2 separate regions of the Homo sapiens genome follow, and region 1 is linked to region 2. Evidence: chromatin loops called from intact Hi-C (ENCODE). Cell type or tissue: chondrocyte. All regions are shown on one strand.

Region 1 (8,000 bases), 580 kb after region 2:
TCTTGCCATGTGACATACGCCAGCTCCCCCTTTGCCATGACCATAAGCTTCCTGAGACCTCACCAGAAGCCAAGCAGATGCCATTGCCACACTTCCTGTGCCACCATGCCCAGCTAACTTTTAAATTTTCTGTAGAGACAGAGTCTCACTATGTTACTCAGGCTAGTCTTGGGCTCAAGCAATCCTCCTGCCTTGGCCTCCCAAAGTGCTGGGATTACAGGCATGAACCACTGCACCCAGCCAGGTATTTCTTTACAGTGATGCAAAAATGGCCTAACATAATACCTATGTATATACTCCTAGGTATAAAAAACTGGAAAGCTTATGTTCAAACAAAAATTTGTACACAAATGGTCATAGCATCATTATTCAAAATAGCCAAAAAGTGGAACCAACCCAAACATCCATCAACTGAAGAATGGATAAACAGAATGCGGTACATCCAAAAGAAGAATATTACTTGGTAGTACAGAGGAAATTTTACAGGCAACATGTTCAACATGGCTGAACTTTGAAAACATATGCTCAGTGAAAGAAGCCAGTCACAAAAGACCACATACCCTATATTTCCATTTATATGAAATGTCCACAACAGGCAAATCCACAGAAACAGAAAGTAGATTAGAGTCTTCCAGGGGCTGGAGGTGGAGGCAGGAGTGGGAATGTTGGCCCAGAGGAGAAATGGGAAGTGACTTAGCTATGGAGTTTCTTTTGGGGGCAATAAAAATGTTCTAAAGTTAAATAACAGTGATGGATGCAAAATTTTGTGGATATAACAAGTACAACTGAATTGTATACTTTAAAAAGGAGAATTTCATTTTTTGTGAATAATATCTAAATAAAGCTGTTTTAGAAAAATATAACAAGAGAAACTGCTCACATAATAATATAAAGTGAAAAAGTCATGAGACATAATTATAGCTGAGTTTATAATAAATATGTAGAAAAACAAATTTAAAACTATAAAATTTTTTCTTTAATAATAAAAAAATGGAAAGATATATACCAAAATATCCATATTAGCTTGCCTCTAGATAACTGGGAACTCAACTTCTCTTACCTTTTCTAAATATATTTTTCTATACTTTCCTTTTTTTTTTTTTTGAGGCAGGGTCTTACTCCAATTGCCGAGTCTGGAGTGCAATGGCGCAATATCAGCCTCAAACTCCCCAGACTCCTTCAGCCTTCCAAGTAGCTAGGACTACGGGTGCACTCCACCATACCCAGCTAATTTTTTTGTATTTTTTGTAGAGACGAGGTTTTACCATGTTGCCCAGGCTGGTCTTGAACTCCTGGTCTCAAGCAATCACCTGCTTTGGCCTCCCAAATGCTGAGATCACAGGTGTGAGCCACTACACCCAGCCTCTGCTATACTTTGTAAACCACAGTGGCCAATCTTGTTGGTATCTGGCTGGTGTTCCTTCCTTTAGGGAATGGGGGAATGGCCCCTGTGGCATCTTGGGATCCTGTCTCAGGCTCTGCTTCAAGGATACCCAAACCAAGACATAGGCATTGCATCACTTTCCAGTTTAGAAAGCATTTCCACATGCAACACAGTATTTTATTCTCACAACCCTGGGAGGGCAGTATTATTATTCCCATTTTATAGATAAAGAACTGAGACTCAGTTGTTTAATGCCAGTGATGAGTTCATCCCATACATATTTATAGACAGAAAACAAATTCCACGAAGATGTCTTATTCAGAGGTACTTCACCTAAAACGGGTATAGGAAGAGCAGACCTGGAGGCTCAGGAAACTTGCTGGCCCCATGCTCCTCATCTATAAAGCGAAGGATCAGACCAGAGCAAGCTCACAGCTCTCTTCGAGCTCCAATAGCTGACAAGTCCCCAGCTTTCTCAGTAAGCATTTTCCAGTTTGTTCCAAACAAATACTCTAAATACTACCGCTAATGATGGCTTTTCTGTGACCAGACTCATCACAAAATGACCACTCCATAACCAGTTGAGTCAGGGTCAGAAAAGGGGTCAGCTGAGTAAGGTGGAATCAGGAATTTCAAGCAATTCTAGAGAATGACAAAATGCTTACAGTAAAGATGCAATTTAGAAAAAATAATAATAGCAATAGTCTAGCAGAAAAATTGGGGTGTGAGTATCCATGTCTCTTCAGAGTGCTGAGCAATTAAAAATTCACTGTTTTTATATAAAGTGAAAAGATGAAGAATGACCACTGTGAATTCCTGGAGTGTGGCCCCACACCCGTTTCGCTATCAGGAAATGTGGCACTCCTGCCTAGGTTTCCTAGAAAGCCGCTCTTTCCCATGCCAGCATTCTGACTGTCACTGAAACACCCACAGGAACTGTCTTTCTCAAGGTCCCCTCTGTTTCTTACTTCAGGGAGGACTCAGCCTTCCAGTGATTCTAGCAAAGATGTGAGTAATATTTTCTCGTAGCCACCAGACATGTGCTAAGCATGAAAACTTACCTCATCATCATCCATTATATTTTCCTTAGCAAAGTCATACAGCTCCTTCTGGAGTGTGGTCACATTAAAGAACTGAACTGCTTCCTGTTCAGACACAACAGAGAACAGTTTATAGGACCAACCTTTTCATCTTAGAACTGGGAGGAGGGAGGAACAGGATATGGGGTTTTTTCTAAGGTGATGAAAATGTTTAAAATTAGATAGTGGTAATGGCTGTACAACTCTGAATATACTAACAACCACTGAATTGTACACTTTAAAAAGGTGAATTCTATCCTATATAAATTATATCTCAATTTTTAAAAAAGAGTGGCCAGCCCTCAGTGGAAGACAAACTTATGAAAATCAAGATGGCATATAGAAATCCCAATGAAAATACAAGAGCAAAGATCAATTAGAAAAAATCTTTTGAAAGTAATATATAATGAATGGGGTTCACTGACAACACATGCTAAGTGGTGAGTTTGCCTATCAAGGGAATTAAATGATGGTCCATCCGCAAAAGAGACTACCAGGGAGCTGTTAAAGGATAATAATTAAGATGATACATGGATGTGACATGGAGAAATATTCACGACAAATTGTCAGAAAGACAAAGTTGCAAAAAGTTGTAAAACTATGTAAATATGACCTTGTTTTTATAAAAATACACAAATATTTACTATATATATGAGTAAATATATACCTTTAAAGCAGGAGATAAAGAGATGGCACAGGCTGGGCGCAGTGGCTCATGCCTGTAAATCCCAGCACTTTGAAAGGCTGAGGTGGGCAGATCACCTGAAGCCAGGAGTTCGAGACTAGCCCAGCGAAACCCCATCTCTACTAAAACTACAAAAATTAGTGTGATATGTTGGTGCACGCCTGTAATCCCAGCTACTCGGGAGGCTAAGGCAAGAGAATCGCTTGAACCCAGGAGGCAGAGGATGCAGTGAGCCAAGATCACGCCACTGCACTCTAGCCTGGGTGACAGAGCAAGACTCTGTCTCAAAAAAAAAAAAAAAGAGAGAGAGAAGGTGTAGGATTACGAGAGAATTTTGTTTTCCGAGAGAGAAAGAAGGTGTAGGATTATGAGAGAATTTTGTTTTCAAAGTAAAATATTTCTGTAATGTTTGAAATTTGTAGAGTTTTTACAGATTCAGAAATCAGAATGAAGCAGTAAAATGTTAAAACACACACATGCACAAAACTACAGAAAAAAATGACTTTTCCTTGATTTCCTTTTTTTTGGCGCAATCTCGGCTCACAGCAACCTCTGCCCCTGGGTTCAAGCGATTCTTCTGCCTCAGCCTCCCAAGTAGCTGGGACTACAGCCACGTGCCACCACGCCTGGCTAATTTTTGTATGTTTAGTAGAGATGGGGTTTCACCGTGTTGGCCAGGCTGGTCTCGAACTCCTGACATCATGATCCGCCCGCCTCGGCCTCCCAAAGTGCTGGGATTACAGGCATGAGTCACCGCGCCCAGCCCCTTTATTTCCAAAATAACCCTTTCTCTTAAGGCACGAGGTAGTCTCCAGAAGGCAAGAATGAAGAGAAAAGGGAAGGTGTGGTGCACCAGACTTACAGGTCTGGGCTGGAAGTGCTCATCCGAGAGGCCCCAAGTGTCCCTGTGGTACTGGTAATACACCAGGTTCTGCTGCATGACCTTGTCATTCTGATCAAAGAGCAGATAGCTGACTGCACAGGGGGCTGCATTCTTCAGGTCGTTCACTAGGGTTGGGAAGAAAAGACAAATGAAGAAATCAGCAAACCACACCCTATAATTTCTCTGCTTCTAAACAAAAAGGCCATATGAACAAGCCCCTTCTCCACAGTCCTTCTTCAGAGAGCCTGGGGCCGACTGGCAGCCCTGGGTGGGCAGGCCACAGATGGGGTCTCCACGGCAGCCTGGAGGCCAGGCTTGAAACTTAGTTCTAGTTAGGCACATGCCTATGGAGAAATGCCTATGTTCCACTTCCAGCTCTGGTGACCTGAGCTGGTCTCAGGTCCCTGGAAGCAGCTGGAAAAAGCTGGATTGTCCTGGGGCTGAGGGAGATAGGGAGGATGTGCTCAGCAAACAGGTGTCTCATCTGGGTCCTAGAGTGTCTGGATCCCATCTGGATGGGACCACAGTCTCCAGATCTAGGTTAGCTCCCCTACAGCTAAACCAGACCTGGAAAACCCAAAGGATGGTGGAGCCTCTGGGTTGGAGGGGATTTGGAAAGTCGCCTAGTTTTGCCACCTCCTGAGGTTGGAACTCCCACCTCCAGCCTCTCTGCTTGGTGTTGCCCACCTGTGACAGTACCTTCAGCATAGGGATTTTGCAGGGCTTGGGATTTGTCTTGGGAGTGCAGGATGAGGAAGAGGTGATGAGACACAAGCCCCTGGTATGTATTCTGGCACATTCCACTCTAATTTACACAACAGTACCTTTGCTAAAGCTGTGGTTGGCCGGAGAAGCCAAAGCTTGGGTATGAATAAATTGTGCCACCCAGTGGCTGTTTCCTGTAATGACTACTTTAAAGCCAGCTCTTAGGGACATTTACTCTTCAAATATAAATAATACCACCTGCCCTCAAGCAATGTAGCATGGTAGGTGGTCTAGAAAAAATTCAAAACGGGGCAGATTTTCAGGAAGCTCATTTCAGGAAGTACACTTCATTCATACTGTTGATCCCCGAAAGCAGATTTCCTGGGAAGCAGCAAGCATAGCTAGAGGCCTCAGTCCACCAGTGTTGATAAGTCTTTGCCAGTTTCTGATATGCAGGGCGATTTTCAGGGCACGTGAGGATTTCAGAGGCCCAGGGAGCTGCCAGAGCCCGCATGCATCCAGAACACTTCTAAATTCCTAGTGTTCTAGCTTTATACATTTAGAACCAAGCCATGCTCAGTGAGCTAGAAGACCTTATGGCTTTTTATATTTATATAATACATATTCTTTTTCTTTTTCTGACCTTCAGGGTGCAAGGCTTACGTGTTCTGAAGAGGATGGGAGGTGAGATAAAGAGGAACCCCCCCCCGCAAAAAAAAAACACAATTACCACAGTGGGAAAGGAGGGCTAAAGCCAAGATCACCTCTCTCACTCTTCCCAAGGCACCCTGAGACCAGCCACTCCTGAGTGTGAAGGGGCGACCCAGGGGATCTATTCTAGCCAGAAACCTGCCACCGCTAGACCCTGGCATTTCATTAGGGCAGAGGAAGTCCTACTGCCACTTTCCCTAATAATTCTTCTGTGCTTGGAACTGAACTGCCAAGGGACACACTGCTTGAACAAGTGGCACTTGGCAAAGTCAGGTACAGGGAGAGGAGGAAAAGCCGAAACACGCAGGCTCTGAAGTCTAACCCTGAACTTCCTTCTCTCCCACGTTTGCTTCCCATTGTCCACTAGAACGTTCTGATTGAGAAACTCCCATTTCAGATCAAGGGAGGACCAACTAGAATGAAACTAACAGGACGGGCGCAGTGGCTCACACCTGTAATCCCAGCACTTTGGGAGGCTGAAGTGGGTGGATCACTTGAGGTCAGGAGTTCAAGACTAGCCTGGCCAAGATAGTGAAACCACATATCTACTAAAATTACAAAAAATTAGCTAGGCGTGGTGGCACACACCTGTAATCCCAGCTACTCAGGAGGCTGAGGAAGGGGAATCACTTGAACCTGGGAGGCGGAGGTTGCAGTAAGTCAAGATCACACCACTGCACTCCAGCCTGGGCAACAGAGCAAGACTCTGTCTCAAAAAAAAAAAAAAAAAAAAAAAAAGAAAAGAAAAGAAAGAAAGAAAAAAGAAAAGAAAATAAACTCTAACAGTCTGAAAAGTAAAGCTAGTGATAAGGAGGAAGGGAAATAATGATAACAAAAACAAACACACAGTTTGCTATGTGCCAGTGTGGGAATACCCCAGACATTTCACATCTATTAACTCATTTACTCCTCAGGACAATCCTATGAGGTTAGTACTACAATCTCTATTCACAATGAGGAAACTAAAGCACAGAGAAGCTAGTAAGTGATAAGGCTGAAATCGAACCCAGGCACTGTGGTTACAGGCTCTGCCCTGAATCACTAAGCCATGCTGCCTTTTTGTGCAAAGCATAGCACCAGGGTTGTCAGTGGACCTTGATGAACTCTCAACAACCGTAGCTAAGAGTTATTACCTCTATTTTACAGTCTTAGAAGGACTAAGTGCCTCACCCAAGATGTCACAGAAGATTACTTACACTTATAATAGGCAAACTGCAAGTAATGATACATGGTAGCCACAAATTTCTCAACCGGATAGCCTCCTATAACTGGGGTGAGGTTCTCTTCACACTGTATTTTGCATTCCAGAACTTCTACATAATGATCTGAAACAAAACATATAAATTTTCAGAGCAGTGGATCCATTACTTTCTTAATATGCTACTGCCTCCTGCCCAAATGAAAAAGTTAAAAGAAAAATATTTACAGGCCGGGCGCGGTGGCTCACGCCTGTAATCCCAGCACTTCGGGAGGCTGAGGCGGGCGAATCACAAGGTCAGGAGGATCGAGACCATCCTGGTTAACACAGTGAAACCCTGTCTCACTAAAAATACAAAAAATTAGCTGGGCGTCGTGGTGGGCGCCTGTGGTCCCAGCTACTCAGGAGGCTGAGGCAGAAGAATGGCGTGAACCCGGAAGGTGGAGCTTGCAGTGAGCCGAGATCGCGCCACTGCACTCCAGCCTGGGCAACAGAGCAAGACTCCGTCTCCAAAAAAAAAAAAAAAAAAAGAAAAAGAAAAATATTTTCAACACCTACAAGGAGCTGAAAATCTTTAATATACAAAGTTGTTTCAAATCAATATGAAAAAGATGAACATCCACTATATAAATGGCCAAATGATATTAATAGAAATTATTAAAATGTCTAAAAAACATTGAGAGACACTACACCTCTTTTGTAATTAGGAAATACAATTACCCCCAAAATAATTTAAACTACCAAATTGCAAAAGTTTTACAAATTCATACTGTAGTATTAAGAAGAGAACAGTGAAACTTACACTCTCATATTCTGTTGATGGAAGCAAAACAGGAACAAACTTTTTGGAGAACAATTTGGCAAAATTTATCAAAGGTTAAAATACACATATTTTCCAACCCAGCTGTCTACTTCTAGGAAATTTTCTTTAGACACAGGCATACATAAACACTGTTTATAACAACAAACAAACAAACTTGTAAGTACCTAAATGCCAATCAATAGGATGAGGATTAATAAATTACAGTATATAAAAATAACAGAATCTACACAGCCTTTGAAAGAGAGTAAGGTGAACCTAAATATAGTCAAAGACTACAATTCCCATGCAGCTAGGTTGGGGCCATATGACTAGTCGTGGCCAATGACATGTTGAGAGTAACAATTAAGGAATGCTACTTCCAGGCCTAATCCCTAAAATCTCCCACATGATCCTTGGCTCCCTCCCTTTTCTCCCTTTATGCAGCTAGAAGCAAAAGACTCCAGAAGGGTTGCACACATTTCATAAGACTGTGGAGGAACAGGCACTTTCAAACATTGCTGGTAGGAAGTACAAAATGATACCTTAAAACACT
Region 2 (8,000 bases):
CTTAGGTGTTTCTTTTGGTCTAGGGATGCTGTGAAAAAATGACTGAGGTGCTAGCAATTTTGTGAACTTTCAGCTCTAACAATGTTGAACCTAGGACAGATAACAGTGATATAAATAAAGATGTAGATTTTGTAGTGGGTATATACTGATAATAACAAATGGTTAATCAAAATAGTTGAGACTACATCTTGTAGACAAACATGCAACTCCCCAGGAAACCAATTCTTTAATTAGTTAATTCCTAGTTATCCTCAAAGTTCAATTTAAATATAACCTCTTCCAAGAAGCCTTCTTTAATTTATAACTTTTCTACTCCCATACTAAGTACTATCTAGATAAGGAGCCTCTCATCTAGGTTTCAAAAACCCTCTGTTTACCCTATCACAGCATCTCAGAAATGTTGATTTTCTTGTCCCTACTAGAGCTTGTGGGCAGAGACCAGGTCTAAATGAATTTTGGGTCTTTGGAACTTTGGCACAGTATCTAGCACAATATAGGTGCTCAGAGGATATTTGTTAATGAATTAATGAAACACAGAAAGAATATATAAGTAATAGTGACCAATGTTTACTATTAACTTTATAGGCCAGGTGCAGTGGCTTATGCTTGTAATACCACCACTTTGGGAGGCCAAAGTGTGAGGATTGCTTGAGGCCAGGAGTTCGAGAATAATCTGGGCAACACAATGAAACTTCATCTCTACTAAAAATAAAACACAATAAATGATAATTAATAATAATTTTACAGGTTCTTCCAGAGTTACTCCTAAAGATGATTTAGTTAACTTATAACTTAAAAATGACCTAGTGTGATTTTCAATTTACATTAAGTTCAGAAAGGGAATAGAGACAACCAAGGGTGAAGAGCAGCAGTCACCTTTGGTCACAGGAACAGGTAGAGCTGAACCTAGAATCCAGGGCTCCTGCATTTTTTTTTTTCTATACCACATACTGCACCTGGTCACCAGCAATTACAGTGTAAAGTTCTTCTGGATAGGATCCTCTTTTTATATCTTTCTGCAACCCTTTAAGAACAGAACCTTTGGACACTCAAACCCAAGGAATAGTTACCATAATGTATTAGTCAGGGTTCTCCAGAGAAACAGAACCGGTAGATAGATATGTGGAGAATCATTTTTTTTAATTTTTTAATTTTTTTTTTGAGACAGGGTCTTGCTCTGTCACCCAGGCTGGAGTGAAGTGGCACAAACACAGCTCACTGCAGCCTCGACCTCCTGGGCTCAAGTGATCCTCTTGCCTCAGCCTCCCATGTAGCTGGGACCACAGGTGTGCACCACCATGCTTGGCTAATTTATTGATTTTATTTTTGGAGAGACAAGGTCTCACTTTGTTGCCCAGGCTGGTCTTGAACTCCTGGGCTTAAGCGATCCTTCCACCTCAGTCTCCCAAAGTGCCGGGATTACAAGTGTGAACCACTGCACTTGGCCTAATGAGAGGATAATTATTATAGGAATTGGCTCACACGGTTAAGGGAGGCAAGAAGTCTCATGTCTGCTGTTTGCAAGCTGGAGAACCAGGAAACCTGGTGGTGTAATACAGTCCTAGTCTGGAGGCCTGAGAATTGGAGGACTGATGATATAAGTTTCTGTCTGAATACTAAAGTTTGAGAACCAGGAGCACCCATCTTTGAGAGCAGGAAAAGATGGATGTTTCCGATCGAGCAGAGAGAGTGAATTTGGCCTTTCTCCACACTTGTGTTCTGTTCAGGCCTCAACGAATTGGATGATGTCCACTGACATTGGGAAGGGCCATCTGCTTTACTCAGCTCACCAATTCAAATGATAATCTCTTCCATAAACTCTCTCACAGACACACTCAGAAATAATGTTTTGCCAGCTATTTGGGCATCTCTTGCCCCAGTCAAGTTGACACATAAAATTAACCATCACACATAGTTTACTTGATTGAGGCATAGTCTGAGGGAAATTACAACCAATTAAAGATGGAAGAAACTTTACAAACTCAATACAATGTGAAACACAGAAATACTGAAAAAAGAACACAGAAAACAGTCAATTTCTTTGAATTTTGAGTTTGTTTATTCTTAGTTATTGTGAATATTTCAAATATCAATTTTTGTTGAATTCATTCACTCATTTAACTTAAATTGGCCACCCATTATTTGCTAGGCACCACCCTAGGAAAACACAAAGGTTCCTGGAGCTTTCTGTGTATTAGAAGAGAAAGATATTACATAAATAATCATTTTGTTGTGATTGGGAATAATTGTCAAGAAGATAAACACAGTGTGCTTTTGGAATGTATTAGACAACTTTACCCCCACCAGAATGGCTAAAACTAATAACCCTGACCATATCAAATATTGTGGAGCAACTGGAACTCTCAAGCATTGCTGGTGGGGATTTAATATGATCCAGTCACTTTGGTAAACAATTTGGCAGGTTCTTCTAAAGTTAAACATACAACTTACAAGACCTAGTAATGCCAGTCCTTGGTATTTATTTACCCATGAGAGAAGAAAATATATCCACACAAAAACTTGTGCACTAACCGTTGTAGCAGCTTTATTCATAATTATAAAAAATAGGAAACAACCCAAATATCTACCAACAAGTGAATGGATCGACAAATGGTAGTGATTCCACAGAATGGAAAGCAATAAAAAGGAATGGACTTCTGAGACACCAACAGCGCTGGATGGACCCCAAACGTTATGCTAAAAGAAACCAGACTCCAAAGAAGCACAGACTGTATGAAGTTCAGGAACAGGGAAAACTATGTTACCATGCTAGAAATCAAATTAGAATTGCCTAGGGAAGAGCAGATAATTGGGAAGTGTCCTGGGACTTCCTGGGGTGTTGGAAACGTGCTGTACCCTCACTGGGGTGGCGGTTCCACGGGTGAATACATTTGCCGAAACTCATGAAGTGTACGCTGAAAATCTGTGCGTTTTACTTTAGGCAAACCTAAGTTTTGTTTTGTTTTGTTTTTTTAAGTATTACACAGTGACTGTGGTGGTGGCTGGAAGCAGAAGTCAGGAGTGTATTCTTTTTTTTTTTTTTTTTTAAACCGGCAGTGGGGGCGGGAAAGGGGGATGCCAAGTACTTTCCTAAGTGTTGAATACAAGTGGAGGCAAACTTGGAAACGTTCCACATTTCACAGGGCGAGGGCAGGGTGCCCTGACAGCGGCTAGCAAAGAACGGCCCGCCTCCCAGGGGGCTCGGCCCAACTCGGACCCCAAGTCTCCCTAGAGGTCCTATCGCTCCCAGCGGTTTCCGCAGCCACCTCCACCACCTCCGCAGCAAAACGCTAGCCGGACTGGAGGGCCCTCGCCGGCGTCGTGCTGACGTCACGCGCGTGCTGACGTCGCCCGCGGCCGCGGCCTCTGAAGCGGGCTGGGGATCGGGGGGCGCCGAGTTTGACTAGTTTGGGGGCGGCTGGGCGCTTGGCGTTCCTCCCGCCGCCCGCTGCGCCCCGCAAGCCGCGCCCCTGGCGGGCTAAGTGAGTCCCGCCCGCTCCCGCGGGGACCCGCACTGGAGGCTGGGCGGCTCTCGGCGAAAGTTGGCCGCTCACAGACTGGCAGGCGGGCGGGCGGCCGCAGCCATGGAGCCCCGCAGCATGGAGTACTTCTGCGCCCAGGTGCAGCAGAAGGACGTCGGCGGCCGGCTGCAGGTCGGCCAGGAGCTCCTGCTCTACCTTGGCGCCCCCGGCGCCATCTCGGACCTGGAGGAGGACCTGGGCCGCCTAGGCAAGACAGTCGACGCGCTCACCGGCTGGGTGGGTTCGAGCAACTACCGGGTAAGCGACGGCGGCGAGGCTGGGCTGGTCACGCCCTCCGCGGCAGCCCTTTAATCCCGGACGCGAGCGCCGGGCCGGGAAAGCTCCCGTCCGAACCACTGCTTAAGAGGGGAAACACACTTTGGGAAGCACAGGCGGGCGGATCACGAGGTCAGGAGTTCGAGACCAGCCTGACCAACATGGTGCAACCCCGTCTCTACTAAAAATACAAAAATTAGCCGGGCGTGGTGGCGGGCGCCTGTAATCCCAGCTACCCAGGAGGCTGAGGCAGGAGAATCGCTTGAATCTAGCAGGCAGAGGTTGCAGTGAGCCGAGATCGAGCCACTGCACTCCAGCCTGGGCGACAGAGTGAGACTCTGTCTCAAAAAAAGTAAAAAATAAATAAAAATAGGGGAAACAGGGGGGTCCCGCGTCCCCACTGGGCAGACCGCCTCTTCGTACGCGAGCCGAGGACTGACTTGTGACCACATTTTTCTACACTTGTGGACAATGACAAATTCAGCGATTCCGTGACACGTTGCGGAGTTACTAGGACACAATGTTGATCACTTATTTTGAAAAAAAAATCAGTGAAAGACTTCGACATTTGTGTTCACCTGTGTAAACACTACCCAGACCAACAGATAGGACATTAGGATACGATTTTAGGTTGATGTGTCTTAGTAGATAGGCTAATGCTGGGGGGGAAAAAGTTACAAAGATGAGGTGCGAGAAAGAATGAGCCTTTCTGAAGAGTTGGTGGTAGGCAGGGTGTAATGTAGCCGCGTTGGGAGGCCAGGTAAATATTTTGTATTTAACTTGCCCCGTAGTCGTTAGTAGTTACTTTTCTTTCTTGTCTTCTGGTGGCAGTGTTGCTTTAAAATGCTGACTGCAGCTTCCCATGGATGAAGTGATTCTTCTTAGTAACATATTCTCATGATCCAGCGAATAGGCTGTACTTTGAAACCTTTTATTCAAAAAGAGAAGAAAGACAAACTCTAGAATTATGACGCAGATTTAATGGTAAAGCCCAGATGAGTTTTGGAAAGGTTAGACTTTTTACAAGGACAATAAAGTTTGAGAGTTACCCACGTCGATGCTTCATTACATACCATCTCTTGATTATTATTTTTAAAACGTTTGGGGAAAAGGTAATTTAATAATATATCATTACCATTTGGGAGATTATTTCTTTGGAAGAAACAAGCTAAATTTACTCTGTAAGAAAGGCATATACATATTCACACTCAAGATAGTTGATTTTATGCTACAGCATAGACTGTTGTAGAAAGACAGCGCTTTGGTAATGTTTGCACCCCTTCCGAAGTTAAGATTGGTGTGCCATCTTCTACACGGGCTGTTGTGAATTGGCTTTGGGCCATTTCACTCCTCAGATGTACCTCAGTGAATGACAGTTGAGCAATCACGCTGATATTCTGTGATACCACAGTATGCTAGTTTTCTGTTATGCCTCTAAGCCCTACTTCTACTCGGTGCTGTGTTTTTAACTGTTCTTTAAGAGTTAGAATCCATCAGGGGTCTCATCCGGGTTCTTTTCTGTTTTCACTACGTATTTTCTCCATGCTCCTCACTAGATAATGTAGCCCAAGACAATTTCAGCAGTCAGAAGAGAACTGCCATAGTCTCCCACCACCTGTCTATACACTTCCTTGTAGCTGTGACCATATAATCTTCCTTTTTCCTTGTTAGAATAGATAAATTGCCTGTTTTCCTCATTTATGCAATTCCCTCCACGAAAGTATTAGATTCCATGCCTTCTTGCTTACTCAAGGACATTGATCCATCAATTCTGCTCTCTTTCCTAAATCACTAGTTCTTCCCTTTCTGTTGAATTCTATAGCATAGAAACTTTTCTGACATTGCTAGGGAAAGGGCATTCTAATTAATCTGTTGCTTTAAGTTTTATAAGCTAAGTTACCCAACTGGGTAATCTTTTTTTTTTTTTTTTTTTTTTTTTTTTACTTAAGATACAATAAAACATACTTAACTGTTTTAAAAAGTGTGTCATAGGAGCTTTTGAACATACAAATAGAATCATACTTCAATTTCAGTTTATACTGAACAAAATACAGTTTTTCTTTGAATTGGTAGTACTTCAGAATCTGAGTGTCTTAACAGTCATTGTGTTAGTAAATTTGAGTGCCTCCTGTATGCTGGGTATTCAAGATGCTAAGGATCCATCCAGCTTTGAACAAGACAAGGCCCATTCATTCAGCTGCATTAGGATATTTATCGATGACCTATTATTATCAGGAACTTACTCTTCTAGGCATTGCAGATACAATGTGAAAAAAAGACAAATCCTTGTCTTTGTGGACTTAGATTCTAGTAGGAGGAGAGGAATAAGCAGGAAAGATAAATAAAATGTATAGTGTGTTAGATGGTGATAAGTGGTTTGGAGAAAAAAACAATGAAGGGAATAGGGAATACTAGGCAAGATGCATATGTTGGAATTTTAAATAGTTGGTCGTTAAAGACCTCATTGAGAAGGTGACTTAACAGAAGATGGGAAAGTGAGATCCCTGCCATTGCATTAGAAAGAGGTAGACAGGTATAGAAATTAGATCATTTCAGATAGCATGTGCTTGTAAATCAACATGGTATGAAATGATTATGAGACTCTACTTTGGGTGGTCAAGAAAGGTGACATGTGAGTGCAGACACTGAAGAAACATAAGAGTCAAGAATGATTGAAGCAGAGGAAACAGCAAATTCAGAGACCCTAGTTTTGTTGAGGAACATAAAGCCAGCCTGGCTAGAGTTTAAATGAGTGAGGTGTTAAGAAAGACGAAGTTGAGGAAGCAGCTGTAAAGTCATAGGATTTTATTCTAAATGTGGTGGCAGTAACTGGGCAGGTATAACATCATAGGATTTTATTCTAAATATGGTGGAGGTATAACATCATAGGATTTTATTCTAAATATGGTGGAGGTAACTGGGCGTGGTGGCTTATGCCTGTAGTCCCAGCTACTTGGGAGGCTGAGACAGAAGGCTCACTTGAGGCCAGGAGTTTGAGACCAGCCTGGGCAACATAACAAATTCCTGTCTAAAAAAAAATAAATACAGTGGGGGGTTTTATGTGTGTAAAGGGTGGCTGCTTTGTGGAGAGTCGACTATAAAGGAATAACAGAAGCAGCAGAGAGATAATCGTGGCTAGGCCTGGTTTGATAGCAATGGCAATGCTGAGAAGTGGAAAATTTGGGCTGTGATTTGGTGGTAGATCCGACAGGAGCTCCTGGTGGATTGGGTTTGAGGGTTGAAAGAAAGAGAGGAATTATGGATAATTGCCTTGATTGAGCAGTAGGTTAGATTGTGCTATTTATTGAAATAGGGAAGACTGAGAGAAGAACAAATAAATTGGGTGACGGATGTAAAAAGTTTAGTTTTTACTGTGTTAGGTGTGAGAAGACTGTTACAAGTTGAGATGATAGACAGTTGGGGTCCCAAGTTCAATGGAGAAGTCATAATTGAAGATTCAAAATATGGAAATAGGCATATATGTAATATATGTAGTCTGACATTTGACTTTTACTAAGAACAGTCCTGCAATTTCAGGAGTTCTCAAATTTTTAAATGGCATTATGGCAATAAAATTTGCCTCATAAAATACAGTTAAGTACGATAACCACCATTTACAGAGTCCTTAGTGAGTACCAGGCACTGTCTCAAATGCTTTATTTGCATTGTCTCATTTAATTTTTGAGATGGCCTTAGGAAACCAGCATACTATTATTTTCCTTTTTTTGTAGAAAAGGAGACATAAGTATATTGCTTTAGGCCATAGACCTGGTAAATTAGTGAAGGAGGTGCTTGAGCCTAGGGAGATTAGAATATCCATATTCCTTTTCTCTACTTTTATAAACCTCTTCAATATCCTGTTATTTGCCAGCTCTACTTTTACTTTTGTATATTATGAGGATTAGTAACATTTACATTTCATCTGCAACCATAGAGTAAGTTGACGTTAAAAAATGGAGAAAACACAGCCTGAGCAAGATAGTGAGACCTCATCTCTACCAAAAAATTAGCCCAGGATATTGAGACTGCAGTGAGCCGTGATTGGGCCACTGTACTCCAGCCTGGGCAACAGAGCCAGACCCTGTCTCAGGGGAGAGAAAAAAAAAAAAGTGAAAACATTTATAACTATGTAGCGCTATGTAGTGCAGGGCTGTGTGCTAGCATTTCATGTATTTTCTCAGAATTCAAAATCATAGCCCCTTT

Evidence for each region. Peaks named below come from ENCODE experiments on the same cell type or tissue, not always from the same donor. Only the 100,000 strongest peaks of a DNase experiment are listed, where the experiment ranks them.
Region 1: it touches region 2 in a loop (5-fold over the local background); 14 of 110 quality-filtered maps call a loop at or near these places.

Annotation. Positions count from the first base shown.
Region 1 is chr3:33,128,711-33,136,710 of GRCh38, reverse strand. It overlaps CRTAP (cartilage associated protein), which reads right to left. Exons shown (of 7, transcript NM_006371.5): 4 at 6,644-6,772; 5 at 4,011-4,156; 6 at 2,446-2,529. Among named protein-coding and RNA genes, the nearest start is that of CRTAP, 19 kb to the right of the region's middle. RefSeq lists enhancers at 2,345-2,414, 4,972-5,021. In chondrocyte, CTCF peaks have their summits at 2,510 and 4,906 (motif pointing left); no DNase peak of the experiment used is centred here.
Region 2 is chr3:33,713,587-33,721,586 of GRCh38, reverse strand. It overlaps CLASP2 (cytoplasmic linker associated protein 2), which reads left to right and starts at 3,333. Exons shown (of 39, transcript NM_001365631.1): 1 at 3,333-3,779. The coding sequence starts at 3,585. RefSeq lists an enhancer at 2,972-3,061 and a silencer at 3,262-3,601. In chondrocyte, CTCF peaks have their summits at 3,462, 4,400 and 4,608; DNase peaks (open chromatin) are centred at 3,526 and 3,746.